2 separate regions of the Homo sapiens genome follow, and region 1 is linked to region 2. Evidence: chromatin loops called from intact Hi-C (ENCODE). Cell type or tissue: HCT116. All regions are shown on one strand. Each heading gives the region's core, and the rest is flanking DNA. Links, peaks and the distances in the headings are about the cores only.

Evidence for each region. Hi-C counts contacts between places; a loop is a spot of excess contacts. Peaks named below come from ENCODE experiments on the same cell type or tissue, not always from the same donor. Only the 100,000 strongest peaks of a DNase experiment are listed, where the experiment ranks them.
Region 1: it touches region 2 in a loop (2.5-fold over the local background); 1 of 110 quality-filtered maps calls a loop at or near these places.

What each region holds. Positions count from the first base shown.
Region 1 is chr5:2,144,312-2,159,995 of GRCh38, forward strand. No RefSeq gene overlaps it. Among named protein-coding and RNA genes, the nearest start is that of CTD-2194D22.4, 260 kb to the left of the region's middle. RefSeq lists enhancers at 1-123, 768-1,269, 1,270-1,769, 2,464-2,963, 9,046-9,215 and 1 more and a cis regulatory region at 9,131. In HCT116, for the core only: a CTCF peak has its summit at 7,185 (motif pointing left); DNase peaks (open chromatin) are centred at 5,040 and 7,140; H3K4me3 peaks cover 797 bases; H3K27me3 peaks cover 1,507 bases.
Region 2 is chr5:1,664,533-1,680,216 of GRCh38, forward strand. No RefSeq gene overlaps it. Among named protein-coding and RNA genes, the nearest start is that of MIR4277, 36 kb to the right of the region's middle. In HCT116, for the core only: no CTCF peak of the experiment used is centred there; a DNase peak (open chromatin) is centred at 8,969.

The DNA of each region.
Region 1 (15,684 bases), core at 3,569-11,568, 480 kb after region 2:
TTTCCTTGGGAAGCCACTGGGTGACAGAGAACCAGGTGACAGTCTTCTGAGGCCACAGGTGCTGATCCCACCAATGCACCCCACCTCCCTCTCCCTCAACAGACACATTCCAGCGAGAGTGCACCTGCCCAGGATCATGTATGAGCAATCATGACTCGGCTGTTGTGTGGCACAGAGGAGGGTTTTAACCTCACGCCCACACGTGTTGGATTTCTCCAAATCTCTCCATGCTGCCCGGCTGGGGTTCTCCTCCATCCCACGCCAGGACACCTCACCTGGTCAGCAGCCCTGTTCCACCCACAGGCTCTGAATCTCTTCTCCTTTTTGAGTGGAGCAGGTTATGGAGTCCTAGCATGCATGTGCACAGCCAGGTGTTCAGAAAAAGCCCAACCCTGGAAGGAGATGGAGTAACAGACCCGGGAGGACAAAGAGAAGTGCAAGCCCAGCAAAAGGAGGCAAACCCAGAGTCCCTCCGCAAAACCACCTCTCGGAGAAGGCTCCCTCTGTGAGGCTGGAGAAAATCCCTTTGCAAAACCACCTATGGTAGGAGGCTCCCTACATGAGGCTGGAGTATGCCCGTGGCTTCCTCAGCCCTGCACCACCACGTGGTTTGAGAATGCCGGGCTGAGAAGCTCTGGCACCACAGGTTGTCCAGCCACAGCAGTTGCAAGCTGTCTCATAGGTTGATGCCCCAACCTGGACTTCAGCCTCTAGAAGAAGATGTTTATAGATTTATAAACTCAACTGTTAGTCCATCTGGTGGCTATAACAGAATATGTAGGCCAAGTAGCTGATAAATAATGGAAATTTATTGCCCACAGCTCTGGAGGATGAGAAGCCCAAGATGAAATCATCCAGCAGACTTGCAGTCTGGTGAGGTCCCACTTTCTGGTTCATAGTGGAAGGAGCCAGGGATGCCTCTGGGGCCTCTGGTTTAAGGGCACTAATCCCATTCAGGAGGGCTGCACCCTGACGACCTAATCACTTCCAGATCCTCCACCTCCTCACCGTCACGACCTAATCACTTCCAGATCCTCCACCTCCTCACCATCACGACCTAATCACTTCCAGATCCTCCACCTTGTCACCAAAACGACCTAATCAATTCCAGATCCTCCACCTCCTCACCATCACGACCTAATCACTTCCAGATCCTCCACCTCCTCACCATCACGACCTAATCACGTCCAGAGCCTCCACCTCCTCACCATCATGACCTAATCATTTCCAGATCCTCCACCTCCTCACCATCACGACCTAATCACTTCCAGATCCTCCACCTCCTCACCATCACGACCTAATCACTTCCAGATCCTCCACCTCCTCACCATCACGACCTAATCACTTCCAGATCCTCCACCTCCTCACCATCACGACCTAATCACTTCCCGGATCCTCCACCTCCTCACCATCACGACCTAATCACTTCCCGGATCCTCCACCTCCTCACCGTCACGACCTAATCACTTCCCGGATCCTCCACCTACTCACCATCACGACCTAATCACTTCCAGATCCTCCACCTCCTCACCATCACGACCTAATCACTTCCAGATCCTCCACCTCCTCACCATCACGACCTAATCACTTCCAGATCCTCCACCTCCTCACCATCACGACCTAATCACTTCCCAGATCCTCCACCTCCTCACCATCACGACCTAATCACTTCCCAGGTCCTCCACCTCCTCACCATCACGACCTAAGCACTTCCCGGATCCTCCACCTACTCACGATCACGACCTAATCACTTCCCAGATCCTCCACCTCCTGACCATCACGACCTAATCACTTCCAGATCCTCCACCTCGTCACCATCACGACATAATCACTTCCAGATCCTCCACCTCCTCACCATCACGACATAATCACTTCCAGATCCTCCACCTCCTCACCATCACGACCTAATCACTTCCAGATCCTCCACCTCCTCACCATCACGACCTAATCACTTCCAGATCCTCCACCTCCTCACCATCACGACCTAATCACTTCCAGATCCTCCACCTCCTCACCATCACGACCTAATCACTTCCAGATCCTCAACCTCCTCACCATCACGACCTAATCACTTCCAGATCCTCCACCTCCTCACCATCACCACCTAATCACTTCCAGATCCTCCACCTCCTCACCATCACGACCTAATCACTTCCCAGAGCCTCCACCTCCTCACCATCACGACCTAATCACTTCCAGATCCTCCACCTCCTCACCGTCACGACCTAATCACTTCCCAGAGCCTCCACCTCCTCACCATCACGACCTAATCACTTCCAGATCCTCCACCTCCTCACCATCACGACCTAATCACTTCCAGATCCTCTACTTCCTCACCATCATGAGCTAATCACTTCCAGATCCTCCATCTCCTCACCATCACTACCTAATCACTTCCCAGAGCCTCCACCTCCTCACCATCACGACCTAATCACTTCCCAGATCCTCCACCTCCTCACCATCACGACCTAATCACTTCCCAGATCCTCCACCTCCTCGCCATCACGACCTAATCACTTCCAGATCCTCCACCTCCTCACCATCACGACCTAATCACTTCCCAGATCCTCCACCTCCTCACCATCACGACCTAATCACTTCCAGATCCTCCACCTCCTCACCATCACCACCTAATCACTTCCAGATCCTCCACCTCCTCACCATCAGGACCTGATCACTTCCAGATCCTCCACCTCCTCACCATCATGACCTAATCACTTCCCAGAGCCTCCACCTCCTCACCATCATGTTGGGGATTCGGATTTCAACACATGGATTTGGGGAGGGGTGAACACATGCAGCCCATTGCATTAACACATCCCAGAGTAAACTTGTTGTCTTTTCCACAAACCTCTTCTCTTTCTGGTGCTGAGTTTTCTTGGTGAGAGGATGAGAGGAACTACCCCTGCAGAGCATGTGCGTGCCCCAAGTCAGCTGGAGTTGGCCTTGACTGTGTCTCCTATTCCACACGCCATGTCCGCAGAACCACATCCTTCTATGTCTCTTCCCTGATGAGGCTCAGCCCACTCCCGCTGAACCATCCCTCCAAACGCCACCTTCTCAACTCTCACCTGGGTCCCCACATCACCACTGCACCTGTTTCTCAGCCCCAGTGCCACCAAGGCTCAGCTCCTAGAATCTTCTCAATGACTTTTTTTTTTTTTTTTGAGATGGACTCTTGCTCTGTCACCCAGAATGGAGTGCAATCTAGGCTCCCTGCTACCTCTGCCTCCCAGGTTCCAGTGATTTTCCTGTCTTAGCCTCCCAAGTAGCTGGGATTACAGACTAATTTTTGTATTTTTAGTAGAGACAGGGTTTCACCATGTTGGCCTAGCTGGTCTCGAACTCCTGACCTCGGCCCGCCTTGGCCTACCAAAGTGCTGGGATTACAGGTTTGAGCCACCGCGCCTGGCCTCATTGCTGTGGCTCTGAGCCCCACCTCCTGAACTACAGGAGACTTTAATTCTCCCATTCATTTCCTCCCCAGGATTTACACGACCCTCAGGTTTGCAGGAACAGCCCACACCTGGGGCAGTCCCAGTTGCTTGGCTGAAAAGCCTGGCCTCCCCTGAAGAGCCCATCACCCCCTCCTCTTCCTCCTGCTGTCACCCTCTGCTCTGTGCCACTTCCTGCTGGGTGCCCAGGATATCCAGGGCATTCCACTGCACTTCTGTGCAGGGGTGCCGCAGGGTTTAGTGGGCTAATCCCATTGTGAAGGGCAGTTTGGCATCCCCAACCCTGGCCATTCCCAGTTATCCTGAGGTCAGACAACCTGCGTATTTGCAAACATCCCAGGTCTGCCACACTGCTCACACCATGAGTTCACCCTCAGCATGTTGGTGCCCCCTTCCACGTCACAACCTCAGGGTAGGGCCTTGGAGGCGCCCCCAACTGGTCCTTGACCGGCAGCAGAGGCTGTTGCTGTCTCCCAATACCCATTCTCACCAAGAGGGACTGGGCCGTGTTCCCAAGCTCGAGCCACCAGCCCCAGCTTTCCAGCTGCAGGTGAGAGACTGTGGCCAGGTTCTGGCAGACGGGCCGTGGTTTCAGCCTGAGTGTCCTCACTGTGTCCCTTCTGCTGGTGACAGGAGGGAGAACACAGATGCGATTGTGTGCTGAGGGTGTCGCCACCCTGGCAGAAGGGCTTGGGGGTTTTGACCTGCCCTGCTGGCCCCCGCCCTGGCCTACCTGCGCCAGGTTTTGGGCGAGGGAAAGCCGCCCTCCCTTATTGGACCCTGCTTGTTCAGGTTTTCCCACAGCAGCTGGGCTCTGTGGACACCTGGCCCACCTTTCACCCCAGTTTGCTCCAAGCCTATACCCAGGCTTTTCCTTTGTCTTGCCCCAAGCAGGATTCACAGCAGATGACTAACAGGGGGTACACAGAGGATGGGGGTACACACAACAGTTGCCCCAAGTCTCATGACCCGAACCCTCCAGGGAAGTGTGTCCTCTCCCTCTCCTTGGTGGCAGCACAAGGACATGTGCTCCAGGTCGTGGGATGTGGACATGTACGAAGGCCACAGATGGGGTTTCTCTAGAGGGCCAGTTGACCAGCACTCCCTGCCCCTGCCCCATCTGTGGTCCACGAGTGGCCAGAGACCATCTAGTGTGCAAATGTGACACCAGGAGCATCTTCAGCACATCCTTCTGGCCTTCCTGGTCTGGGCCTGGCCCTCAGCAGCTGCACTTCTGCCCCCCTGCACCCTGCAGAGACATCAGATCGGACAATAATCTGTTTGGCAATTATACCTACAACTGTGTTACTTGCTGTTTCAAGACTGAACAGACATCATCTTTAAGCATTTTTTAAAGTCTGATTTTTTTGTGACGCTCTCAGGAAGAAAGACTCCACTGCTGCTGTGGCATTGTGAGGTGGTCATTGTCCCTCCTCCCGATACAGGTGGGAGATGGATGTGACACAGCCCCTCATCGGGCCGCTCTGCTGCAGTGAAGCTGTGCCTCCGTTTGCCGGGTGGCCTCTGCGTGGCTGACTCATTGGCTTCTTTCAGGATGAGTCACTCGGGCACTACCCAGCCACCGAGTGAGCAGCTGGAAGCCCGGGGTTAAGTGTTATTGACTTCAGAGCAGCAGCAGCGTGATCGGGTTTCAAGCTAGTTCCCATTGAATTAATTTTTGTGGATCGGTGTTTGAAGTTTGGGTGGGAATAATTGGCCTGGGAGAGACTCCTTGCATCCTTGCCGGGTAATGAAGCTGGAGGCAGGCGTGCGCCCCCTCTCAAGAGACAGGCTTGGTGTTGAAGTCTTTTTTGGTTACTAGACCACCTGGAGTCTCCAACTGTAGCCAGCGGGAGACAGGTCCGCGGATGGGCAGGTGGACACGGCGTTTCTGGGTCCCAGCTATGCATGTGAGGCTCAGGGCTCCTGCTGACCTCTGCCCTGCCTGGGAGACACCTGCCTCCTTGGACTCCCAGTGAGTCCAGAGCCTCTGGGTTTGTGCTGGGAGCTTGAGGGCAGAGGCTGTGGCCAGAACTGCGTGAAATTCCTCTCCTCACACACCATGGACCTCCTTGACCTGCAAGCACCCAGTGTCCTCTGGAGAATGCACCACAGAGAAGCCAGTTCATTGTGGCTTCTTGTTTTTGTTTTTCTTAATTTTCATTCTTTGCTGCTTTTAGGGTCAGCATTGGTTTTTACTGATGTTCGACAATGTCAGGGACAGGTTCTCTCTCCTTCCTCATGTAAAATGAGGGTTTCTTTATTAGGGACTTGGGGACTACCTCCCAGGAGCCAGCCTTTCCCTGGCCTTGGGGGTACCAGACTCCCTGGCCACTCGGGAAATAGCCCATGGCAGAGTCAGGGTCCATATGACAGGTGATGTTTCTGCAACGGTAACACAGCCCACCTCGCGAGGCTGATGGGAGAATCAGAGGAGCTCACGTACAGGAGAGTCCTCTGTCACCTGGAGGGCTGTGTGGGTCCTCATCATTGCCTTTGTCATTGAAGCCCTCACCACTACCCCTGTGGGGGAGATGTGCATTTGCAGGAGAACCTTGCAGAGCATCAGATGCATGGAGTGTATCAGGATCTCAGGAGACGCCAAAGAAACACGGACACGGTGTCCGATGGCCCATCTGTGCCCCCTTCTCCACTATTTGCAAAGATTAAATGACAGGCAACCATCTTTGAAACATGCATTGAATGGGCTGTTTAGGAGTTGAACATTTTCTAATTGAAAAGACTCATCTCTCTACGGAAGAGGTGTATTACTCTGTTCACGCTGCTGATACATACATACCTGAGACTGGGTAATTTATAAGGAAAAAGAGGTTTAATGAACTCACAGTTCTACATGACTGGGGAGGCCTCACAATCATGGCAGAAGGTGAAAGTCGCTTCTTATGTAGCGGGGGCAAGAGAGAGAATGAGAGCCAAGCGAAAGAGGTTTCCCCTGATAAAACCATCAGATCTCGTGAGACTTATTCACTGGCATAACAGTATGGGGAACAACACCCCCATGATTCAATTATCTCCCACTAGGTCCCTCCCACAACGCATGGGAATTGTGGGAGCTACAACTCCAGATGAGATTTGGGTGGGGACACAGCCAAACCAGATCAAGGGTCTTGCTGGCTCGGATGCGACTCTGCTCTGTCTGTTCCCTGAGTTTTAAATCAGCCGTCCTGTGGTTTGTGCACAGCTGAGGGTCTTCATGCAGCAGCCCAGGCTGCCTCCTGGGCAGGGTCAGGGTCAGGGCAGTGGGAGGGGGATCTGAGCACTGGAGATGCCTGCGTAACCCATGCAGGCCATGGGAAGTGCCCCGCATGGCGCCTTGTTGGGCACCTGAAGGCCCAAGCCAGAAACTCCCGCTGGACTCGGGGGCCTGCCGGTCAATGCTTGAAGAAAGGGGCTTTGGGAAGCCCACTGCCACCCAGGCCCCTTGTGCCCACAAATCCTGATTGTTCTGGTAACTGCTCCCTGGAACTTCAGTCCACAGGAAATATCTACCTTGTATGTCTATTTTATTGCTTTCAAGATCCAATTTTAAAGCCAGTGCCATACTAACCTTCTGCGTTTTGATTTCCTTGTCTGTTGCCTCACCTGGCCAGGAAGGGAGACTCCAACTGAAGACGCCTGCCCTGGCCCCCGGTTCTGGGCCCAGACCCCTACCAGGTACCGGAAGAGCAGAAACCCAGGGTTCTGCTGCCCGAGGGGGACTAGCGACATCTAGTGGTAACATCACCCAACTACAGCCACTTGTTTCCTGGGTTCCAGAACCTCAGGGTCACTCAACAATTTACCCGGTGCCACATATGTTTATTACAGCACTATTCACAATAGCAAAGACATGGAATCAACCCAAATGTCCATCAATGATAGACTGGATAAAGAAACTGTGGTACATATACACCATGAAATACTATACAGCCATAAAAAGGAGTGAGATCATGTCCTTTGCAGGGACATGGATGGAGCTGGAAGCCATCATCCTCAGCAAACTAACACGGGAACAGAAAACCAAACACCACATGTTCTCACTCACAAATGGGAACTGAACAATGAGAACACATGCACACAGGGAGGGTAACAACACACACAGGGCCCTGTTGGGGAGCTGGGGAAAGGGAGAGCATCAGTATAAATAGCTAATGCATGCCAGGGTTCATACCTAGGTGATGGATTGACAGGTGCAGCAAACCACCATGGCACACGTTTACCGGTGTAACAAACCTGCAAATGTATCCCAGAACTTAAAATAAAGTAATAATAATAATAATTCAACAGGTGCTGTGCTGGGGCTTTGAGCCTGGGCAGATATTGGTCCTCACAATCTTATTTTTACCCTTCCCTTATAAGCTAGAGATTTACAAATGTTTCAGAAAGAAGCTTTGAGATTGTTCAGTCCAACCCCTTATCATGCCTGACTCCAGGCTATGGAGTCCACACTGGGTGCCTCCCAGTCTCCGTGGACTCCTTCAGTGGCAGCAGACTCACCTGAAGATCTCGTCCCCATCTCACAGAGTGGTGTCGAGGCTGGGGAGGGTCTTGGACCATTTACACTCTCATTGCACAGATGGAAGATGGACCATTTACACTCTCATTGCACAGATGGAAGATGGACCATTTACACTCTCATTGCACAGATGGAAGATGGACCATTTACACTCTCACTGCACAGATGGAAGATGGACCATTTACATTCTCACTGCACAGATGGAAGATGGACCATTTACACTCTCACTGCACAGATGGAAGATGGACCATTTGCACTCTCACTGCACAGATGGAAGATGGACCATTTACACTCTCACTGCACAGATGGAAGATGGACCATTTGCACTCTCACTGCACAGATGGAAGACTGAAGAGTCAATGGGAGTGGAGATTTGGTCATACTCAGTGGATTTGTGGCTAAGCCAGGCTGAACCTGAGTTCTCCTTGATATTAGCCTATAGTTCTTTCCTCCAGCAATATATAGTAAAATATTAGAACCTTCCTTTTCTTCTTCCTTTCGTCTCTCCCTCCATCTCTCCCTCTTTTTTCTCTCTCCCTTCACCCCTCCCTCCCTTCTTTTCTCCCTCCATCCCTTTCTTCTTCCTTCTCTCCCTTCCTCTCTTCTTACCTCTTCTCCTTCCCTCCCTCTCTTCTTCTGTCTCTCCTTCCCTTTCTCCTTACATCTTTCTTCCCTTTTTCAACAACTACCTCCTGACTTCCCATTTTACGAACCCCTACAGACACTGCATAGAGTGAATGTGAACCATCGCAGGGACCTGGGACCTGGCATTCCTGTGGGGAACCAGTCAATGCAGAAACAATCAGAGGGTTCCTCCCCCACTGCCCCATCCACCAAAAAAAAAAAAAAAAAAAAAAAAAAGGCAGGAGGCCATGAGGAAGGTGATGGCATCATCACATTCATGGTTAAAAGGGGCAGAACTCAACATGAACTGGTTTGAACAAACAAAGAGAATGGCTGGTGGCCTGGGGAGCCCAGGATGGTGGGCTTGGGCACCCAGACTCTGACATTAGGGCCATTTTTGTCTGTCTTGTGGCTCGGCCTCTGTCTCCCAGTTGGCACTTTCTTTCCCACTCAGGATGCTGCTTGTGAGCAGTGAGGGAGGACTGGGCACCACCCTGGTGGGCACAGCCACAGACACAGCAGGTGGGCCATGCCTCCAGGTACACCAGAGGAAAGTGAACTCACCTCTCCTAAACCTGCATATCAGATCCCGGGGAAATCAGTAGGGCTGGCGGGCCTTCTAGGTCCACCTGGAACCTCGACTGTGGCAGGCCTTCAAGATGCATCCAGGCCACTGCCAGCACTGCAGCCAGGGGGTATGCGCAGCCCTGCCAGGAACCATGGGGGCATGAGGAGGGAAAGCCGTCTGCTGGCAGAGAGGATGCTGGACAGATGCAAAGACCAGTCCCATCTTGGGGCTTCAGAAAGAACTTCTAACCAAAGGCAGTCGGATCCAAGACCTGAATAAAGTTGTCTCAGTCAAGAGAAAAGGGTGCAAGGTGGAAAACAGTGATCCAGCGATGGGAATGGCACACATCAGAGCTAGGAGAATAGTGGGCCAGCGATGGGAACGGCACACATCAGAGCTAGGAGAATAGTGGGCCAGCGATGGGAGCGGCACACATCACAGCGAGGAGAATAGTGATCCAGCGACTGGAACGGCACACATCACAGTGAGGAGAATAGTAGTCCAACAACAGGAACAGCACACACCACAGCGAGGAGGGCCGAGGGCACATTCCGACCACGTGCAGGAGGCCGGTGGGCCGGGAACTCACCCAGAGCTGTATGTGGGGAGGTGGGAGAGACAGGCTGGATGGGGCAACAGGAGCTTGACTGCGGCCTTTCTAGTCTGTATTACCCATTTGGGACTTTATTCACAGGGTGACTTGGGGTGTGGACAGGCTTTAAGCACAAGCAGGATCTGTTTTTACTTTGATCTGGTGAAGATCATTGTGGTCACCACGTGAGTGGAGGGACCCCGGCAGTAGGTAGGAGAGTTAAGAGGCTGTTGTGACAATCAGAATAGAAATGACGGTCATGGCACCAAGGTGTTGGCTGGAATTCAAGTCAAATAATACGGTCGTGATTACTTTGAACCCATTTCAGGGCCAGAGAACTCAGGATGCAGATGGCTCAGGCCTTCCAGAGGTATTTCATCTCTTTTGGCCTCAATTTCCTTGTATGAATTGAGAGCATTAGAATTGATAATTTCAAATATTCTTTTTTTCTAAAATTTTTAAATTTCATACTCTATATTCAACAATAAGAAAAGGCCCTTGCTCTTCTATCCAGAAAGCAGGTGTTAATAGAAATGAATGTGTGATTCTGTTCTTTCTTGTTGGTCAGGCCTCTTCTGGCCTTTCTGGAGAAGATACTAAAATAACATTTCAACATTAGTTGCACATCAATTCCTTTGTATTAAAATATCCATAATATAATCAATGTCCAAATTATTTAACTCTACACATCTCAAAGCAACTCTTCATGCAGAAACATCCAAACAAGTTTAATCCCTCATCTCTGGACCTCCTCACACAGGGGGTTGATGATGCCCTCAGACCCTGCTCCCGCGTCAAGACCCCAATTACTCCGTAGCCGAAGCCATTTGCCCAGAGCCAGGTGGTTCCTGCGGTTAGAGTCAATATTTGCCCAGCACTGGAGTATGCAATCGTGACCTGCACCCACTGTTTAAGAGGCAAATGGCAAGCAATGAATTTTGAATGGGTGAGGAGGGAGAGAGCCTGATCTGCATTTACTTACGAGCTTTGGAAGTGCAAGATGTATACTCTGAGTTCTAACTTCTTAGATTAAATGTTGGCTTTTTAAATCAAAAGTAAGCAAATCCTATGTAATATGCCTGCCATATATTTATTACAACGTTCTTCAGAAGCAATTTCCATACTGATATGCTGTTGCCGGGATTATTATTAAAGAGGTAAGAAAAATGGAGAGCCGGAGATCAAGATTAGATTTTTTCAGAGATGGAATGACAAAATGAATGGGGCATTAGGAGAACATTACCAAAGCAATAGAGTTTAAACCATTAAACAGATAGATGTCAATTGAAAGATGCCGGATAGTTTGTTTTTTAATGCTCCTGTCCTCAAAATCATAAGGCTGGGGTTTTACAGGCTGTAGTTTTAAAACATCTGTATGGGGCGCTTTTTGTGTGCTGTAGGGAAATGAATCAGTTTGGAAGCAATGCAAATTTTAAGAATTATTGTTTATTCTTACTTTGCAATTTGAAAAAAAACCACAGCAAAATTATGAGATAAGGTAATAAACAGAAATGAACCTTCCACCTTAAATGAGCACATTGAAACATTTGCATCTAACTTTTCCACTTATTTGTGGAAGTGAACCGTGACAGGTAGACGGAATCCTCCGCAGTCCTCCCCGGAGTTGCCGCGATCCACCACTGAACGCAGGGCCTGCGGAGTCCACACTCCCCTGCTTTCGTCAGGCGCACGCTAGAGGTGGGGCTACGTGTTTGCCCTGCATAGGTATGATTCACTTAGTCATCTGCATACTCGAACACGGATAGTATGTTCTGGACTTGGCTTTTTCTGGAACTCTGTGAAGCATAGAGAACGCAGGAAAGAACCCAAATGAACGCAGCCCTCCCCGCGCTGGGGAACATGAGTTTCCTGGGGAACCATGTAACAGGTGTAACACAAACCGGGTGGCTTAAAACAACAGACATTTTTTGTCTCACAGTTCTGGGAGTCAGAAGTTCAAAATCAGGGTGTCGCAGGGGCGCACTCCCTCCAGCGGCTCCAGGGCAGGATCGTCCCTGCCCCGGATGGCTTCTGTGACTCCGGGGGTCCCTCAGCTGTGGCCGCATCGCTCTGATCTCTACCTCACCTTCACGTGGCCTCCTCCTCTGGGTGGAACTGACCCAAACTTCCTCTACCTTTCCCCTTTATGGAGACACATAATTGTGCTTGGGGTTCATCTGGGGAAACCAGAATAAGCTCCGTTCTGGAGCTTATTTCCATCTCTTGCCACGTAAGGAGATACGTGTATTCACTCTTTTGCTATGTAAGAACCCTTCCTGCCATGCTTTCGGCCTGCAGAGCCTCCTCACTGGAGCGTGGCTGTGCCTCTCCCGCGGGAGCATTCTCAAGGACGTGCTGAACCAGGTGTCCTCCCTGGGGTAGTGAGCCTGGCTCGCATAACATATTTATTCCACATTCCCATCTCACCCAGCCCCTGGCTAGCTTCCTCCATGGTACACAGGGGAGGTCTTGAATCTCAACATTTGTCACAGGTGTTTGAGCCAGAGTGACTCCATCTTGAATAGGGGCTGGGTAAAATGACGCTGAAGCCTGCAGGGCCGCATTCCCAGGAAGTTAGGCACTCTTAGTCACACGATGAGCTAGGAGGTTGGCACAAGATACAGGTCACAAAGACCTTGCTGATAAGACAGCATGTGGTAAAGAAGCCGGTTAAAGACCATCAAAACCAAGATGGCGGGGACAGTGATCTCTGGTCATCCTCACTGCTCATTATACGCTAGTTAGAATGCATCAGCTGCTAAAAGACACTCCCACCAGCACCACCACAGTTGACGAATGCCATGGCAACGTCAGGAAGTTACCCTATATGGTCTAAAAAGGGGAGGAACCTCAGTTCTGGGAACTGCCCACCCCTTTTCTGGAAAACTCATGAATAATCCAGCCCTCGTTTAGCATATAATCAAGAAACAACTGTAAGTATAATCAGATGAGCAGCCCACATTGCTGCTCTGCCTATGGAGTAGCCATTCTTTTATTCCTTTACTTCCTTAATAAACTTGCTTTCACTGTACTCTATGGATTTACCCCGAATTCTTTCTTGCACAAGGTCCAAGAACCTTCTCTTTGGGTCTGGATTGGGACTTGTTTCTGGTAAAACATTCACTGTAGATGGCCTTTGGGTACAAGTTATGGTTAACCAGCTAAGCACACTGCCAGAGACACACAGGAATGGCACCATGAGTTCAGAATTCTGCTTGGAGCCCTTATATCCATTCACCTGCCCTTTCTTGTGTGATATTCTTCCTACCCAGGTAGAACAATCCCAAGGCCCCCTTCCAGGCATCTTATATAGGTCTCTGTCAGTATAAGCTGGGGAAGCCCTGTGAGCCCTTGGTGCATGCAATGTGTGCTGTGGGCCACACTTAGTGCTCTCTCCCTCCTGCCTGCAGCTCCGAATCCTGTTCCCATCAACTGCGAGTGCCCTGGGCCTGTTCGTGCGTGCATCTGGTTACAGATGCAGGAAGGATGGGAGGAGCCGGGCATGGGTCTGGAGGAGCACCAGCCTCCCCTGCAAGTCGGGATCGCAGGAGAGGTCATGGCGGAGGAGGGGTGGTTAATTTGGGGTGTGAACCTGACTGGGCTAGGCCATGCCCGAGGGCTGGTGAAGCATTGTTTCTGGGTGTGTCTGCAAGGGACTTTTTGGAAGATACCAGCATCTGAACCAGTGCACTGAGTACAGAAGATCTGCCATCAGCAGTGAGGGTGGCATCAACCAATCTGCTGAGGGCCTGAAAAGAACAAAAGAGACCAGCGCCCTCTGCCCTTGACACTGGAGCTCCTGGCTACTGGGACTTTGGACTCTGTGACCTGTGCTGACAGCCTCCCGGGGTGCTCGGGCCTTTGGTCTCAGGCTGGGAGTTTACACCGTCAGCTTCTCTGGTTTTGGGACTTCAGACTCAACCTGAATTACACCACCGAGTGGCGATTCCTGGTTCCTCAGCCTGGACAGCATATCAGGGAGCTTCGCGGCCTCCATAACATTTCCATAAGAGATCATCTTATATATAGCTATGCATTCTCTGTTGGTTCTGTTTCTCTTGAGAGCTCTAATGCCGGGTTATTGCAGCAAGGGGAGATGAACCCTGCAGATGGGAAGAAGGGATCCAGCTACTGTCAGAGGGGTTTGGGCAGAGTTTGAGGGACTGAGAATCACAGCCCCATTGGATCCTGCCTACACGTTCCCATGCCAAGTCTTCGGGTTTGGATTCTTGAGTTATGAGTCAGACATTTATTTCAGTTTCATACCTGGAGCTGGAACGGGATGTGTAAAGCCATGGTCTCATTTTGTTCCTCCAGGTTCTCTAGCTCATGTGGAAGCATCCAGGCCTCCCCACAGTTCTTATATTCCATGCCATCAAAATGCTCTTCGACAGAGCATGGTGGACACACAGCAGAGTACAGAGGTGGCCCTGGGCACTGTGGGTCAGGGCAGCTACCAGGAACACAATCTGGATGCACCTGGAGAACAACGGGGAGCAGCATCATCTGAATTGTGATTTTTTAAAAAAATCAGCTCCCTAAGTATTGCTGCTGAGTGGCAAGACGTTTTTCTTGATAAGTCTGTGACAACCAATTTAAAAAATGACCATAGGAAGAGTTTGCTATCAGGTTCTTGAAAACTAGCTCACTCCCAAATTTACCTTTTTCTTTTGTGTTTTCCTCCATTTTACTTCCAGCATCTCATGGCAACTCAGCCCCACAAAGGTTCTGACATTAACAAAATGCTTGCAAATATCCTGCCTTTCTCCAGAAAGGAATCCCATGACTCTTGCAATAAATGGTGAAGGTAACGTGAAGGGTACTTTCCAGATAAAAACTACTCCCCCGCAGAGTGTTTCACCGAGGGAGTCTATCTGATTACTCTCCACCCGGTTCTGTGTGAACTTTTCTAGTACACAGCCCTTGTTTTTCTTGGCTGTGAGCAGCAGGGCTTAGACAGCTGACGTTGCCATCCTTCTAATTATTCCAAGGGTGCTGTAGCTTGGAGCAGTGGGCGTGGGCGACCCCTGAACTCCACGAGAACCTTGAAAGGTGACTCTCAGATCTTAAAGTGAGCTTTTCGATGAATAAAACCCCAATCAATCCTCAATGGGATTGCACATGACAGGCGTGTGCTGCTGGGAATGCAACTTCCCTCTGGAAGCCCTGGTTGGTGCTGGGTAGGGGGCTTCCTCTCCTCCACAGGCTCTGAGTCCATCACTCCGTCCGTTTGAGCTTGGTCAATAAAGTTATCATGTAATTATCATCAACTGGTCTTTAATTATTAATTGTCACCTCTGGGGCTGTCTGAGGACCGAGCGTTGTATTTCATCTGAAAGTGGAACCCAGGCTTGACAGATAGGAGGGAGCATGGAAGAAATAATCAGTGCCACCATGAATAATTGAGCTTTAATAATTTTTGCTGCATTTAGAAATCATTTCCCACACTTGTTACATGACCAAGTGCCTGGAGCTGAAAAGTTGATCAGATTCATCTCGTGCTTGGTGAAACTCTAAAGCCTGAATGAACTCAAGGTGCAGATTTTCTGGAAGGAAGCTCATGGTGAGAAGTGTCTGGGGACCCCATCCTGCCATGGTATTGTCGGATGCAGGGCACCTACAGTGAAGAAACTCTTCTGACGTTAACACGGAGAGCAAGCTGGAGACAGAACTGCTTCTTTTTGAATGACTTTTTTATTATTTATTTTGACTATAAAGACTATTTATTGTAAACAAATTGAAACAGTACAAAAAGATGTCCTAAGAAGAGTAACGACTCCCTTCTGTCCTGTTGTGGCTGCCTACAGAAACAGAATGGAACATACCCAGAACCCCGCTTGGAGGTTGGACGGATCACGCCACACAGCTAGGAGGGCATGGGGGGGTTTATGACCCACATGAAGAGCCTTTGAGGGGAAAGCAGAGCGAA
Region 2 (15,684 bases), core at 4,850-12,849:
TCTCTGTCACTCCGCAGACTGGACATGACAGCCATAAAGGTGTCAATATACCCCCTGCACTATTGTTTTGATCCAAGAGCACATGGCTATTGAAAGGTTCTGTCTGTCTGAGAGAATGATTCTCATCTGCTCTGTCTTATAGTAGCCATTTCCTAAAATATTGTCATGGTATATTATGGTGTTATTTTTAATAATTTCTCAGTCCTCAATACAAATAGATATTTACTAAGCCCTTCCTGGATCAGCTCATGTAATCCCCAGTCTCAGGGAGTAAACACTGTGATTATCCCCAACTGAGGCAGGGAGACCTGAGAAACATGCCTAAGTTTGCCATGGGTGGTGGCAGAGAGGGGCTGCTGAACCTGGCAATCTGACTGCACAGGGTGCCCTAAAACTGCTCCTCCATGCTGCCTTGCCATGGCAACAGTTACCCCAAATGTCCCCTTTGGGAGTGCAAGGTCCTCAAAGCCAGGGACTTCTTTTTCTAGTTTTATGCATGCCGTACCTCCCACAGAGCTTTGCCTGGTTTCTACTGTATAGTGAGGGCTGCAAAAACATTTGGTAGTGAATGAATGAATGAATGAAGGTGAGTTGGTTCATGGACCCCACAGCAGGTGAGTTGCAAAAGGTGGCCTCTTGCGTTCCATCTAGTCAAGCTGTGTTCCTGCTGAACTGGGTCTGCAGAGGAAGAGGCAGCTTCCAGTGAAGGGAGCTGGTTTTCTCAGTGGGTGGTGGCCCCAATGATGCAAACGTGAGCTGCTTTGCCTTGAGACATCCTCTGGCCTTGTTGCCTGAAGATGCTCTATTCCTTCTGCTGACAGGAGAAGGAAGCATGCTGAGGCTGGTGTTTGGGAGCCCCCGGGGATGGAGGAATGCCACAGGCTCCTCTGTACACCCGCCATACCCTGTCCCGCCTGGCCCTGCAGCTGTAGGGAGTGCTCACCATCACCATGGCAGCCCTCCAGGAGCAGGCTGTCTGGCCTCTGTGCTGAGGGCTGGAGAGCCAAGGGAAAGGCCAGGTGAGAGCGTGGAGGTCCTGGTGAGAACACTCAAGTCCAGGTGAGAAAGTGGAGGTCCAAGTGAGTACGTGGAGGTCCAAGTGAGAAAGTGGAGGTCCAAGTGAGTACGTGGAGTTCCAAGTGAGAAAGTGGAGGTCCAGGTAGAACATGGGGAAGTCCAGGTGAGGATGTAGATGTCCAGGTGAGGATGTGGAGGTCCAGGTGAGAACATGGGGAAGTCCAAGTGAGGATGTGGGGAGGTCCAGGCAGGATGCAGAGGTCCAGGTGAGGACATAGAGGTGCAGGTGGGAATATGGGGAGGTCTAGGTGAGAACATGTGGAGGTCCAGGTGAGAATGTAGAGGTCCTGGTGAGAACGTAGGGGAAGTCCAGGTGAGGACATGGAAGTCCAGGTGATAATGTAGAGGTCTAAGAGAGGATGCGGAGGACCAGGTGAGGATGCAGAGGTCCAGGTGAGGATGTGGAGGTCCAGATGAGGATGCAGAAGTCCAAGTGAGGATGCAAAAGGACGGGTGAGGATGTGGAGGTCCAGGTGAGGATGCGGAGGTCCAGGTGAGGATGCAGAGGTCCAGGTGAGGATGCAGAGGTCCAGGTGAGGATGCAGAGGTCCAGGTGAGAACATGGGGAAGTGCAGGTGAGAAAGTGGAGGTTCGGGTGAGGATGTGGGGGTCCAGGTGAGGACATAGAGGTCCAGGTGAGAACATGAAGGTCCTGGTGAGAACGTGAAGGTCCAGGTGAGAAAGTGGAGATCCAGGTGAGAATACAGGGAGGTCCAAGTGAGAACGTGGGGCAGTCCAGGCGAGAATGTGAAGGTTCAGGTGAGGATGTGGAGGTCCAGGTGAGGATATGGAGCTCCTGGTGAGGATGTGGAGGTCCAGGTGAGAACGTGGGAATCCTGTGTCAGGTGTCTCTCACAAAGCGGCTGGCCCTGGGCTGCCCCTGGGCTGCCCCTGGAGGGTCCCTGGTCTTCTTGTGAGATGGGGGTGTCCAATCTTTTGGCTTCCCTGGGCCACACTGGAAGGAGAATTGTCTTGGGCCATCCACTCCAACATCTATTATTTTTTGATTTTTTGGATTATGGCAATTTTAGCAGGAGTGAGGCAGTATCACATTGTGGTTTTGATTTGCATGTCCCTGATCATTAGTGACGTTGAGCATTTTTCCATATGCTTTTTGGCCATGTGTATATCTTCTTTTGAAAATTGTCCATTCATGTCCTTACCCCACTTGTTGATGGAATTGTTTGTGTTTTTCTTGCTGAAAAAAATCTCATAATGTTTTAAGAAAGTTTGCGAATTTGTGTTGGGCCGCATTCAGAGCCATCCTGGGCCGCATGCTGCCCCAGCGGTGGGTTGGACAATCTTGTCCTAAGGGGAACTCTTTATAGAGCAGGGGTAGGCAGGGTGGGGCAGGGGCAGAGGGTGTCCCCGTCCAGCCCGGACTGGTTGAGACAGGGGGATCCCGTGTCTCTTGCCTGCCTGTGGCACCTCCTAGAAGGCAGCACCTTCCAGCTCAACTCCAGCGGCTGCAGGGAAGGGGCGGGCGGCGGGAACTAAATGGTCCCTGGGCTCCCGGGCCTCTAAAGGGCGCTCCGCAGGCGGCAGGCGGTGGCCCCGGGGCTGCGTCTCCCGCCCTCCTCCTGCGCCCCAACCCAGGCCTGGGACAGACACTTCTCTCTCGCGCTCTTCCCCGACTAAGTGCGGACTCCTGGCCTCCCCGCGGCGCCGCCCTCCCCTCCTCCCCCCTCCCCCCCTCTCGTCCTCCCTCCTCCCCTCCCCTCCTCCCCTCCTCCCCTCCCCGCGGGTCTCGCCCCAGCGGTGCAGTCTCCGCGCCCGCCGAGCGGTGGCGCCGTTGCCCTGGGAACCGGGGACTGCAGCCGCGGACTTCGGGGTCTCGGCTCCGGCCCCTGCAGGACCGCGGGCGCCGCCGGGGAAGCGAGGCCTTTGGGTCTGAGGGTCCGAGCGGCTCCCGGAGGTGCGGGCGGAGATAGGAGACCCCCCCCGAGCCTGGGGGGGGCGCAGGAAGGGGGCGCGCGGGGCGGGGGCGCGCAGGAAGGGGGCGCGCGGGGCGGGGGCGCGCGTTCTCCCTCCGGGCAGCCTCGTGGGCGGTAGATGCAGCCAACGCGTCCGTCAAAGCGGTTCAGGGGCGCTGGGAAGAGGCGGCGGTGACCCCGGGACGGCAGTGGGCCCGACCGAGCCTCAGTGGGGGTCCCGCGTGTACGCTGGCCTCGCCCTCCCGCCTCGCTTCTGGGCTTTTGCTCCAACTCTCAGCCGCCGTGGAGATCGCAGGGGGCGTAGGGCCAAGCCAGGGATTCCGCTGTGCCCCGGGCTCGGGAGAGGTGTCCCGGGAGTCTATGGCAGAATTTCCCCCTCATCCTGCGCTGGGAGAGGGGTCTCGCCCCGGATGGAACTCCGCGTTCCCACCTCCAGGTTCTCCCCTGACCTCCACTTCTGTACCCTGGACAGGCGGGTATTCTCCCCGGCCCTGGAGGCTCCTGTCCCCCAGCATTTGCGCGGCCAGGCCTGGCGCTGGGCTCCCCACCCCCAGCCCTCAAGGGCACGAGCTTGCAGAGAAATCTCTGGGTTTGGAGGCCTGAAGTCCCCCTTGGGGCCTGGGTTCCCTTTTGCCCTGTCTGCAGGGCGCTCTGCAGGTTTCTCGCGGCCGTGGGTGATCCGGGGGGTTGTGGCCCAGCCTGGGGTTGTGGTGAAAATGGGCTTTTCAGTAGGGGTTGGGGCAGTGCCTGGAATAACCCGCAGTGCTCACATCTGCCTGCGGGGACCTTCTGCAGTCTTTCTGGCCACCCTGGGGGCGAGGGCAGGACAGGGCTAGGTGTGTCCTCCCCAGCCTGGCCTCTGCCTACCTTGCAGGTGCAGTGAGCTCTCCTGCCTGAGAGAGAGCAGGTGTGCAGGGAGGCGTGGGGGCTGGCAGGTGTGGGGGCTGCGTGCTGCGGCTGTGTTGGGGGAGGGGGTGAGAGTGTGACTCACGGAGCCCCGCCCGCAGGAGAGGGTGGCCTTGACAGGGAAGAGAGTGTGGGGGTGTCTAGCCAGTGAAGACAGCAGAGCGGCAACAAGCTCCGAAAGCTGGAAGGTCGCTGTTGGCCTCGGGAGAGGAGGGCCAGCGCTGGGGACCGTGGGACACAGGAATCCCGCAGCGTGTTCTGCGGGTTAGAGCTGTGTGCAGAGACCCAAGCTTGTCGAGGGCAGTGAGCAGCTGTGGAGGAAATGTCGAGGCTCCCACGTCCCCACCAGTGTCCCCAGCTCCACGTTGAACCCCTCTCTATGATGAGGTGTCTTCCTGGATGGGTGCTGTGGGCATTGTGAAAGGAAAATAAGTCTGGGGTCCCCACATCACTAAGCTAAAGGGAAGAGTCAAGTTGGGAACTGCTTAGAGCAAACCTGCCTCCCTTTCTATTCAAAGTCTCCCCCTGCTCACTGAGATGAATGCAGATCTGATTGCCTCCTTTGGAGAGGCTCATCACAAGCTCAAAAGAACGCAGCCATCTGTCTCTTACCTACCTTTGACCTGGAAGCCCTTCCTCGAGTTGTCCCGCCTTTGCTTTGAATTGTCCCACGTTTCCAGACCAAACCAATGTTCATCTTACACATGCTGATTGATGTCCCATATCTCCCTAAAATATATAAAACCAAGCTGTGCTCTGACCACCTTGGGTACATGTCGGCAGGACCTCCTGAGGCTGTCACAGCTGCGCAGCCTCAACCTTGGCAAAATAAACTTTCTAAATTGAGACCTGTCTCAGAATTTTGGGGTTCACAGCATGCAGCCAGCAGACCTGGTGATGAAGGAGGCTAAGATCTGGCCACATGAATCTGAGGCTCATGTGTATCTGAGGCATGATGAGCCAGCAGGGTGGGGACAGGGTTTGTGCAAGAGAGCTGGGACCCTGAACTTGTGGGCTTGTGTGAGTGCCAGAGCTGGGGGCATGGTGAACCATGCATCCTGGGTATGTGGCAGTAGGGCAGTGACTTCCCTGGCCCTCTACGCCTCTGTAGGGCCTCAGCTATCTGGTAAGGGCTGTGTCTAAGACAGACCCCTGACCATGGTCCTGCCCAGCCTGTTCCCGTGGACCCTGCCAGCATCAGGATTTCTTGGCTGCCTAGTCAAGTGCCATACCTCTCAGAGGAGAGGACAGGGAGGGGCCTGGGGTCTACAGAAGGAGGCTTCAGCTAAAAAGAAGACTTGTGCCACAGAGAACGGCACGGCAAAGAAAGCCGGGGGCACCAAGCTCTGAGGACGCACATCTGCAGAAGCCCAGCAGCTGCACACCGGCTCCCTCCAGCCCTTTCCACAGCACACAGAGAGCCGGGGGTTCCCAGGCCTGGAAACAGGACAGAGTGTGGACCCCCTTTCCTCAGGCCAGGGTTTGCCTTGTCACGTCCATTGTGTAAAGCTGAGGATAAGGGTGAAGGGTAAGGGCTGAGTACTGTGGAGGCCCTGTCCATCAGCACTCTCAGCTTGAGGAAGGTGATGAGCAGGGCCCACCCCCCATTCACCCCTAAACCCCACTTGTCTACCTTGGACCTGGACGAGCAAAGCTGGCTCAGGCACAGGACTCCCTGGGTGTTTGAAGCTTTCCACCCTCAAGCAGGGGCTGTGAGCATTGCAGGCTTGCCAAGCACAGATGTGCACTGCACGGAGTGGGAAGGAGACAGTGTATAGAAATCTTCAGCCAGATTCTGTTCATCGCAATATAAAGATGGCCTTGTGCTCAGGACACATAAGTCACAGGGAAAGTTCAAAAGCTGAGAATGTAGGTGTCTACTTTGGAATTCTATTATCTTAGGTAATATCTAAAAGCAAGACAAATGCTTACAGCAGGCTAGCAGCATGAAAGAAAAGTGAAGCTTCTTAAGGAGAGTTGGGATGATGACATACTGTGGTCAATTTTTAATGCTCTTACAAAGGAAAAGAAGCACAGACAATAAATAGTGCCAAATGCAGTTAGTCACACACGTGTGTGGCTCCCACATGCACATGCACTCACCCCATCAGCTGACCTGCCCACCATCCTGGGAGTCTAGTCTGCAGCTGAAGGCTCATTTGCAAGAGGAAGAGGTTCTGGTGATGGTGACTCAGCTACTTACAGAAAAGTCTTGATCACACATTGAGACATTCATGACACGTTTCCATATTTCCAAATCCATTGTCATCAGGTACATAATTAATTGTAACATTGCTAACTCTGGAAGAAGAAGGAGTTTCCATAATTTATTCATAAGACGAAGTCACCTGTTTGAAGAGCCTTGAGATACTCCATTGAGGGGCTCTCTTTTAAGCATCACTTCTCCTTCCCAAATGTTGGAGGACAAAAGAACTTTCCTTTCCAAATTTGGAAACAGTAGAACTTAATCCTACCTGAATGTGTTCTCCCTTCCTGGGACCAGTGAAAGTACCCAGGTAGAAGCAATAAAGGTTTTCTGGGAAAAGTAGACCCCTTCTGATTCCTGATTCCTGAGAGATGGAAGGCGGGTGGGAATGTGGGTATCATGGGGTGGATAATCGGCTCTTCTGCAACCTTTTGGGACTCCTCCTTGGGCCAGGTTTGGCTCATACATCAGCCCTGTAAGGGGGCCAAGAGAGAATTCTGTGTTTGGCGTGCAGAGATAGAGATGAGGGTGTTTCATCGCCATTGTTCAGTGAATTGCCCAAGCATGGACTGCGTGGTTAGGAAAGATAGAGAAGCTTTGTATTCCTCTGTGACATTGACCAGTAATGTCATAAACCTGAGCTGGAAGAGTTTTCTTGATTTCATGCTTGAGGTACCAGGCACAGCATCTGGCCGCAGCACCAGAAGCACCAGCTCCTGCCCAAACAGGCTCAAGGCCTCATAGGTTGAAGTTGGAGGGCATTTCTGTTTTCATGAGCCAGCCATATGCTGGAGAAACTTAGGGTGGCTGATGGATTTCATTCATGGCGCTTCTCTTAAAGTGATCGCTTGAAAACGGATGGTGCTGTGTCCATGGGAGGCACCCCAGGCCTCCCAAGTGCTGTTGCAGAGCAACTCCCAGAGTCTCGGGCGAGGGGCGTGGCTGCCCTGTGACGGTGGCATCAATCCCCATGTTAAAGCATTAAAAAGGACTCGTACGTATTATCGCCACTAAAAAAACTTGTCACTAAAATTTACTTTATAGTAGTTTTATTCTTATGCTTTCATGTATGAACCGTTGTCAAATGTTGACCCTCTAGTTTTTAAATTTGATTTAATTTTATATTTCCAATGCATGAGGAAGATCACCCGGGCTCTCAACATATTTTTCCTAGTGTACTCCCGTGGCGTGATTGTAAATATTGGGAAGCTCTATGTCTGGGGAAGACAGCCCTGATCTGCAGTGTGCGCTGACTTCCGTGGTGTTAATACCCCCACCCTGGCTCATTTCAAGCTGCTGACATGACGTCTGTGAGCGAGGAGTGGAGATTAGGGGTGTGCGTGGGGTCGCTCAGGGGCAGAGGGGCTGTGCCACCCCCAGCTTCACGGGCAGAGAGCTGCTTAGACTCGGGTGACGTTCAAGCCCCACCCATAACTGCAGGCCCCGGGGACATGTCAACTTTTCTTTTGGTTACAGGGGAGCCTTGTTTTTCCAAAAAAGGACTGACCATAGGAAATCTGACAGCATCAGCACAAGTCAACATTATCCGGGGGTTGAGGGAACAAAGTAGTCGGCCCCACGGGGGTGAGTAAGGAACCATCACTGCCCTTTGCCACGCAGTGTAATTTTTATTAGCTCATTCACCATCACTGAAAAGTAATTTATTTTTTTAAAACAACATAGTAGATTGCAAAGAGTCTGGTGTTTTGGGGTGGTCAGACGCACCAGGATTAAAATTCGGGTTCTGCCATCTAATAGCTGCTTGACCTTGAGAATATGACACGAAATGCCCAGCCCGGAATGCCTGCCTTTCCTGGTGCTGCGAAGGTCATTAATGCGAGCGCCTAGCCCGGGCCTGATGTGCATCCACACTCGGGGAGCCAGCTTGCATCTGCATCTGCCTTCTTCCCCAGGGCCTTGGACAGCTTGCAGAACTCACTCAGAGCACCTAAGAAGGATGTAAATCCCTCCCTTGCCGCCAGGTGCCTGGTGGAGGGGAGTGATGGGTATAGAGGTGTCGGGGAGAGCGCGGGGTGTGGTGCTGAGTGGTCTCTCAGTGGGCTAAGAGCTCAGGGCTGCCCGAGGTGCAGGGACCCCCGGGGCAGGAGGAGTCATAGCCGCTGTGTGTGTGATGTATGCAGTGGGTCTTGAGGTGGGGGTGGCATCCGCCAAACGGGGAGGGAGGGCTACGCTATGATAAAGAGTTCGAGGTTTATTTTTCAGATAAATGTTTGGGATTTGGGGCATATCTTATAAATGTTCACACAGAAACCAACGTGGTTCTCTTTTTTTAAACATTCAAGTATGCGAGAACAAGAAGTTTAGGTGTGAATTCCTCAAATTCTGAGCAAAACATACTGAGATGAGGAAATGGTATTTCACTTTTCTGAGAGGTGTTTTTCATCACTCAGTCACTGTGACATACCGTGGCTTGAGGCGAGCAGCAGGCGGCAGCCCCTGCAAACTTTAAAGGCCGGGGAGGGACACACAAGGCTGGTGAGGGACACGGAAGGCCGGGGAGGGACATGGAGGGCTGGGAAGGGACATGGAAGGTGGTGAGGAGCACGGAAGGCGGTAAGGAGCATGAAGGGCCGGGGAGGAGCATGCAGGCCGATTTGTCCTGTCTTCTGCCACTCCTCGGCCTCCCGTCCTAATCCATCTCCCCACCTGTCCTGACACTTCCGTGCCACCCTCTGGTGACATGCAGGGAAGCCCGTGTGAGTTTCTTGGTCTCAAGCTCGGGTATTCCCAGCAGCTCTTCCTTTTCGCACGCTTGTTTGGCGCCCTCTCACCTTCGGGCGGCCGTCTCATGTCTCTTAGCCTGTGTCCTAAACGTCATCCAACTGTAATCAGAGCAGCTGGAGTGAGTCCAGGCCTCGCCACTGGGAGAACCGAGCAAGACGTTATCTCACCCAGACCTCAGCTTCCTCATCCACAAAAGACAAAGTAAAGTTTCTAACATACAAGGAGTTTGTGGACATCAAAGTTAAAAAATGAATTATGAATTTAACAGAAATATCCCCTTTTATGAAATACTTTTGAACTCTCTAGAGAAATAAAGTCCTTTTTCAATCCCACTCTCACTATATATATATATATATATATGTTTGTTTTTTGAGACAGGGACTTGTTCTGTGGCCTGGGCTGGAGTGCAGTGGTGCAATCACAGCTCACTGCAGCCTCCATCTCCCGGGCTCAAGCAATCCTCCTGCCTCAGCCTCCCAAGTAACTAGTACTACAGGCACATGCCACCATGCCTGACTGGTTTTTTTTTTTTTATTTTTTTTGTAGAGACAGGGTCTCACTAAGGCTCGTCTCGCCCAGGCTGGTCTTGAACTCCTGGGCTCAAGTGATCCTCCCATTTCAGCCTCCCAAATTCTAGGATTACAGATGTGAGCCCCTGTGCCCCGCCCTGTCTCCACTCTCTCTCTCTCTTTTTTTTTTTTTTTTTTTTTTGAGATGGAGTCTCCCTCTGTTGCCCAGGCTGGAGTGCAGTGGCACGATCTCAGCTCACTGCAACCTCTGCCTCCCAGGTTCATGCGATCCTCCTGCCTCAGCACCCCCTAGTAGCTGGGATTACAGGCGTGTGCCAGCATGCTTGGCTAATTTTTGTATTTTTAGTAGAGATGGGGTTTCACCATGTTGGCCAGGCTGGTCTCGAGCTCCTGACCTCAGGTGATCCACCTGCCTTGACCTCCCAAAATGCTGGGATTACAGGCATGAGCCACCGTGCCCAGCCACCTCCACTCTCTTTGTATTCTGAGTAACCTAGAAACACACAGCTTTGTACAACTAAGACTTCCTAAATACAGGCCCTTAAGGAATCCAGAAATTGCAAGTATTAAACATGGATTATAAAATAAAAAATTAAGAATAGTCTTAAAAATATCTGCAGGAATCAGGAAAATTTTTTAAAAATAGATAATTTGCAAAATAATTAAGTAGAATTTCCAGAAATAAAATGTTAAAAAATAGCAAAAAACCTCAATAGATGGGTGTAACAGAAAATTAACACAACAGAGAAGAGAATTGGCAAATTGTAAAATCAGCTAAAAATATTCCCCAAACAGAAATATTTTAAAAGGACACTATAGAAGAAGAGGTAACTTTCCCAGGAGGATTTAGGAAATAACAGATTTGTCTAATGAAAGAAGGGCTAAGAGAAAACGAGGCAGATAAAACATGTGAAGAAATGATGTGCAGAAATTTTTAGAGACACCAATACAGACATTTAAGAATCCCAATTATCGCAAGAAACATTTAGACAAGAGGAAATCCATCCTTAGACACATCAAAATGAAGCTTTAAAACAACAAAGTCTGAGAAAATCCTAAATAGGAATCAGCAAAAATAAAGATTAATCGTGTTCAGTTTGCTTTGAATCCTTGAACATATTCATAAGAGCTTTTTAAAAGTGCTTCCCTGCTAATTCCACCACCTTTGCTATTTCTGTTGACAAAGAAATGTTGCTAAGGTGGGACAAGGAACAACTATCAGAGGTGGCACAGGGCTGGGACAAATTCAAGTTCTGACCAGGCAGGGTAGAAATACTTTGTTGAATGCCTAGGACTTTTAGTAAAGATCCCAGAAAAGGCATACCTTAGTATCAGGGCCAAACCAGATCTAGGGTGAAGGCTAATCTATCTCCAACTCTATAAAGCCTAAATCAACCTTCAAAGAAAGCACCTGGACCACGAGGAAATTCACTTCCTTCTGGGGGAAATGTCCTCAACGTGTACTAAAGGAAGGCAGTGAGATGCAGCCACTCAGCAGCGTAATAGTCACAATGCACATCACCCGATAAAAATTATTAGGCATGCAAAAGATCAGGGAAACTTGACCCAGTCCATGGAGAAAAAGATCCAGAAATGACAAAGATGATTAAAATAGCAGATAAGAAATTGAAAATAGCAGTTAGAAATAGGTCCAAGAGGCTGGGCGCGGTGCCTCATGCCTGTAATCCCAACACTTTGGGAGGCCGAGGTGGGCAATCACCTGAGGTTGGGAGTTCGAGACCAGCCTGACCAACATGGAGAAACCCTGTCTCTACTAAAAATACAAAATTACCCAGGCATGGTGGTGCATGCCTATAATCCCGGCTATTCAGGAGGCTGAGGCAGGAGGATCACTTAAACCTGGGAGGCAGAGGTTGTGGTGAGCCGAGATTGTGCCATTGCACTCCAGCCTGGACAACAAGAGCGAAACTCTGTCTCAAAAATAAAATAGAAGTAGATCCAAGAACTTAAGGAAAATTGCACATAATGAACAGGAAAAAAACTATATGAAGAAATAGTATTACAGAGATGAAAAACAAAATACTATTTCTTTACAATAAGTATAAATAATACTAATATAAATATAAAGAAATAATATTACAGAGGTGAAAAACAAATACAGATGCCACTTCATTGTAAGTTGAAAATATTGTAAATAAAAAATGCAGTAAATACACCTAACCACCAAATATAATAGCTTAGCCTAGCCTACCTTAAATGTGTTCAGAGCACTTACATTAGCCTAAAATCATCTAGCACAAAGCCTAGTTTATAATAAAGTCTTGAATATCTCATGTAATTTATTGAATACTGTACTAAAAGCCAAAAAAGAGAAGGGTTGCTTAAGCACTCAAAGTCCGGTTTCTACTGATTATATACCATTTTTACACCATCGTAATGTTCAAAAATCAAGTTAAACCACCATGAGTTAGAGACCTTCTATATGAAATAAAAAGTTACCTAATGGGCTTAAGAGCAGACTAGAAACTGCAGAAGAAACATGAACTTGAAGACTGATCAATAGAAATCATCCAAACAGAAGGAACAAAACTTTTTTAAAAGGCTGAAAAAAGATCAGATTTTCTTTGGCTTGTGGGCTAATATCAAGAGGCCTAACGTGTGTAGTGAGAATACAAGAAAAAGGGAGAGAGCAGAAAATATTTGAAGAAATAATGCCTGAAATTTCTCTGGATTTGGAGAAGATATATACCCATGGATAAAGAAACTCAAAGAACAAAGAAAATCACACCAAGGCCCATTTTAATCAAATTACTGACAATGAATTATAAAAATAATAATCTTAGAGGTAGTCCAGGGTAGGCAAACATATTACATACAGAATAACAAAGACAGAAATAATGACTGACTTCCCATCAAAAACAATGTAAGACAGAAGACAATGGAATTCCAACCTGAAATGCTGATTTAAAAAAATGTTTTTAATTGATGCATGATATTAATACCTGTTTATGGGGCATGTGCTATTTTGATGCATGCATAGAATATGTAATGATCAAGTCAGGGTTCAGAATATCCATCACGTCAAACATTTATCATTTCTTTGAATTGGGAACATTTTAAATCTTCTCTTCTAGCTATTTTGAAAAATGCAACATATTGTGTTAACTATAGTCACCCCACTGTGCTATCAGACACTAGAACTTATTTCTTCTGACTGTGTGTTTTTGTGCTCATTAACCTCCCACTCTTCATTCACCCTGCCAATCTTTCCCAGCCTTGGTGACTATCATTCCGCTGTCAATCTCCATGAGAGCCACTGTTTCAGCTCCCACATATGGGTGAGAACATGTAATATTCCTTTCTGTCTGGCTTATTTCACTAAACACAGTGACCTCCAGTTCTATCCATGTTGCCATGAATGGCAGGATTTCATTTTTTATGGTGGAATAGTATTCCATTGTGTGTATATACCACCTTTTCTTTATCCATTCATCTGCTAATAGATACTTGGTGTAATTCCATATCTTTGCTATTGTGAATAGTGTTGCTGCTGCAGTAAACATAGGGGTGCAGATATCCCTTTCATATACTGATTTTCTTTCCTTTGGATAAATACCCAGTAGTAGGGTGGCTGCACTAATTTACATTCTTATCAACAGTGTGTGAGTTCCCTTTTCTCAACATCCTCACCAGCATTTGCTATCTTTTGTCTTTTTTTTTTTTCTTTTTTGAGACAGGGTCTCACTCTGTTGCCCAGGCTGAAATGCAGTGGCATGATCTTGGCTCACTGCAACCTCCACCTCCCGGATTCAAGCGATTCTCTTGCTTCAGCCTCCTGAGTAGCTGGGATTACAGGAGTGTGTCACCAAGCCCAGCTAATTTTTGTATTTTTAGTAAAGACAGTGTTTCACCATGTTGGTCAGGCTGGTCTCAAACTACTGACCTCATGTGATCTGCTCACCTCAGCCTCCCAAAGTGCTGGGATTACAGGCATGAGCCACCATGCGCAGTCATCTTTTGTCTTTTTGATAATAACCATTCTAACGGGGATACAATGATATCTCATGGTGGTTTTGGTGTGCATTTCCCTGATGATTAGTGATGTTGAGAATTTTTTCACATACCCATTGGCCATTTGTGTGTTTTCCTTTGAGAAATGTCTATTCAGATACTTTGTCCACTTTTAAACAAAATTATTATTTTTGCTGTTGAGTTGTTTGAGCTCCTTGTATATTCTGGATATTAATCCATTGTTGCGTGAATAGTTGGCAAATATTTTCTTCCATTCAGCAGGTTGTCTCTTCACTTTGTTGATAGTTTCCTTCGCTGGGAGCAAGCTTTTTTAGTTGAAAATAGTCCTATTTGTCTGTTTTGGCTTTGTTGCCTGTGCTTTTGAGGTTTTAGCCACACAATCTTTGCCTAGACCAATGTTCCAGAGCATTTCCTCTATGTTTTCTTCTAGTAGTTTTATAGTTTCAGGTCCAACACTTAAGTCTGTAACCCATTTTGAGTTGAGTTTTGTATATGGTGAGATATATGGTTCTAATTTCATTCTTTTGCTTACATATATCCAGTTTTCCCAGCACCATTTATTGAAGAGAGCGTTCTTTCCCCAATATATGTTCTTGGCACCTTTGTCAAAAATCATTGGGTGAAAATATGTGGATTTATTTCTGGGGTCTCTGTTCTGTTCCATTATGAAGTATTCTTGACTAGTATTCTACAGTATTCTTGACTAGTAGTTTTTTTTTCTTTTAACACTTCTGTATTATGTTTCATTTAGCTATTTGTCTGTTTTTATACCAATACCATACTGTTTTGGTTACTTTAGCTTTATAGTATATTTTGAAGTCAGATTGTGTGATACCTCCAGCTTCCTTCTTTTTGCTCAGGATTGCTTTAGCTATTTGGGATCTTTTTGGTTCCATATGAATTTTATAATTGTTTCTTCTATTTCTATAAGAATGTCATTGGTATTTTGATAAGGATTGCATTGAATCTGTAGATTGCTTTGGGTATTCTGCTTGTTTTAACAATATTATTTTTCTGATCCATAAGCATGAGATGTCTTTCCATTTGTTTGTATCCTCTTTAATTTCTTTCATCAGTGTTTTGCAGTTTTCCTTAGAGATGTCTTTCACCTTCTTCATTAAATTTGATTACTTTATTGGTTTCTCTTTTGGCTGGCTTGTTATTGTTTATAGAAATGATATTGATTTTTTTCTATGGATTTTGTATTCTGAAATTTTAATTCATTTATCAATTTTGAGAGTTTTTTTGCTGGAGTCTTTAGGTTTTTCTAAATATAAGATAATATCTTGTGCAAAAAGAGATAATTTGACTCCCTCTTTTCCAATTTAGATGCCTTTTATTTCTTTCCCTTGCCTGATTGCTGTAGCTAGGAATTCCAGTAGTATGTTGAATAGGAGGGGTGACAAGTGGGCATCCTTGTTTGTTTTAGTTCTTGGAGGAAAGGCTTTCAGCTTTTCCCCATTCAGCATGATGTTAGCTCTTGGCTTGTCATTTATGGCCTTTATTATGTTGATGTCTTCTATGCCTAATTTGTTGAGAGTTGTTATCATGAAAGGATGTTAAATTTTGTCAAATACTTTTCTGCATCTATTGATCATGTGATTTTTGTCCTTTATTCTGTTGATGTGATATTCACCATGTTTATTGATTTGTATGTGTTGAGCCATCCTTGCATTTCTGGGACAAAACCCAATTGATTACAGTGTATTATCTTTTGATGCATTTTTGGATTCAGTTTGCCTGAGTTTTGTTGAAAATTTTTGCATCTATGTTTATCAGGGATATTGGCCTGTAGCTTTGTTTTCTGTTGTGTCTTTGTCTGGTGTGGTATGGGGCTAATGCTGGCCGCATAGAATAAGTTAGAAAGAATTTCTTCCTCTGCAATTTTTTGGAATAGTTTGAGAAGATTTGTGTTTGTTTTTTAAATTTAAGTTTGGTAAAGTTCGGCAGTAAAGCCATCCTGTCCCAGGCTTTTCTTTGTTGGGAGACTTTTTAGTACTAATTCAATCTTGTTACTCATTATTGGTCTGTTCAGGTATTCTGTTTCTTATTGGTTCAATCTTTGTATGTTGTATGTCATCGATTTCTTCTAGGTTTCCCATTGATTAAAATATAATTGTTCCTAGTAGCCTCTGATGGTCTTTTTTATTTCTGTGGTATTAATTTTAATGTCTCCTTTTTGTTTCAGATTTTGTTTATTTGGGTCTTCTTTCTTTTTTCTTGGTTAATCTGGCTAGCAGTTAATTAATTTTGTTTATCTTCTTTAAAAAACTCTTTTCATTGATTTTTGTTT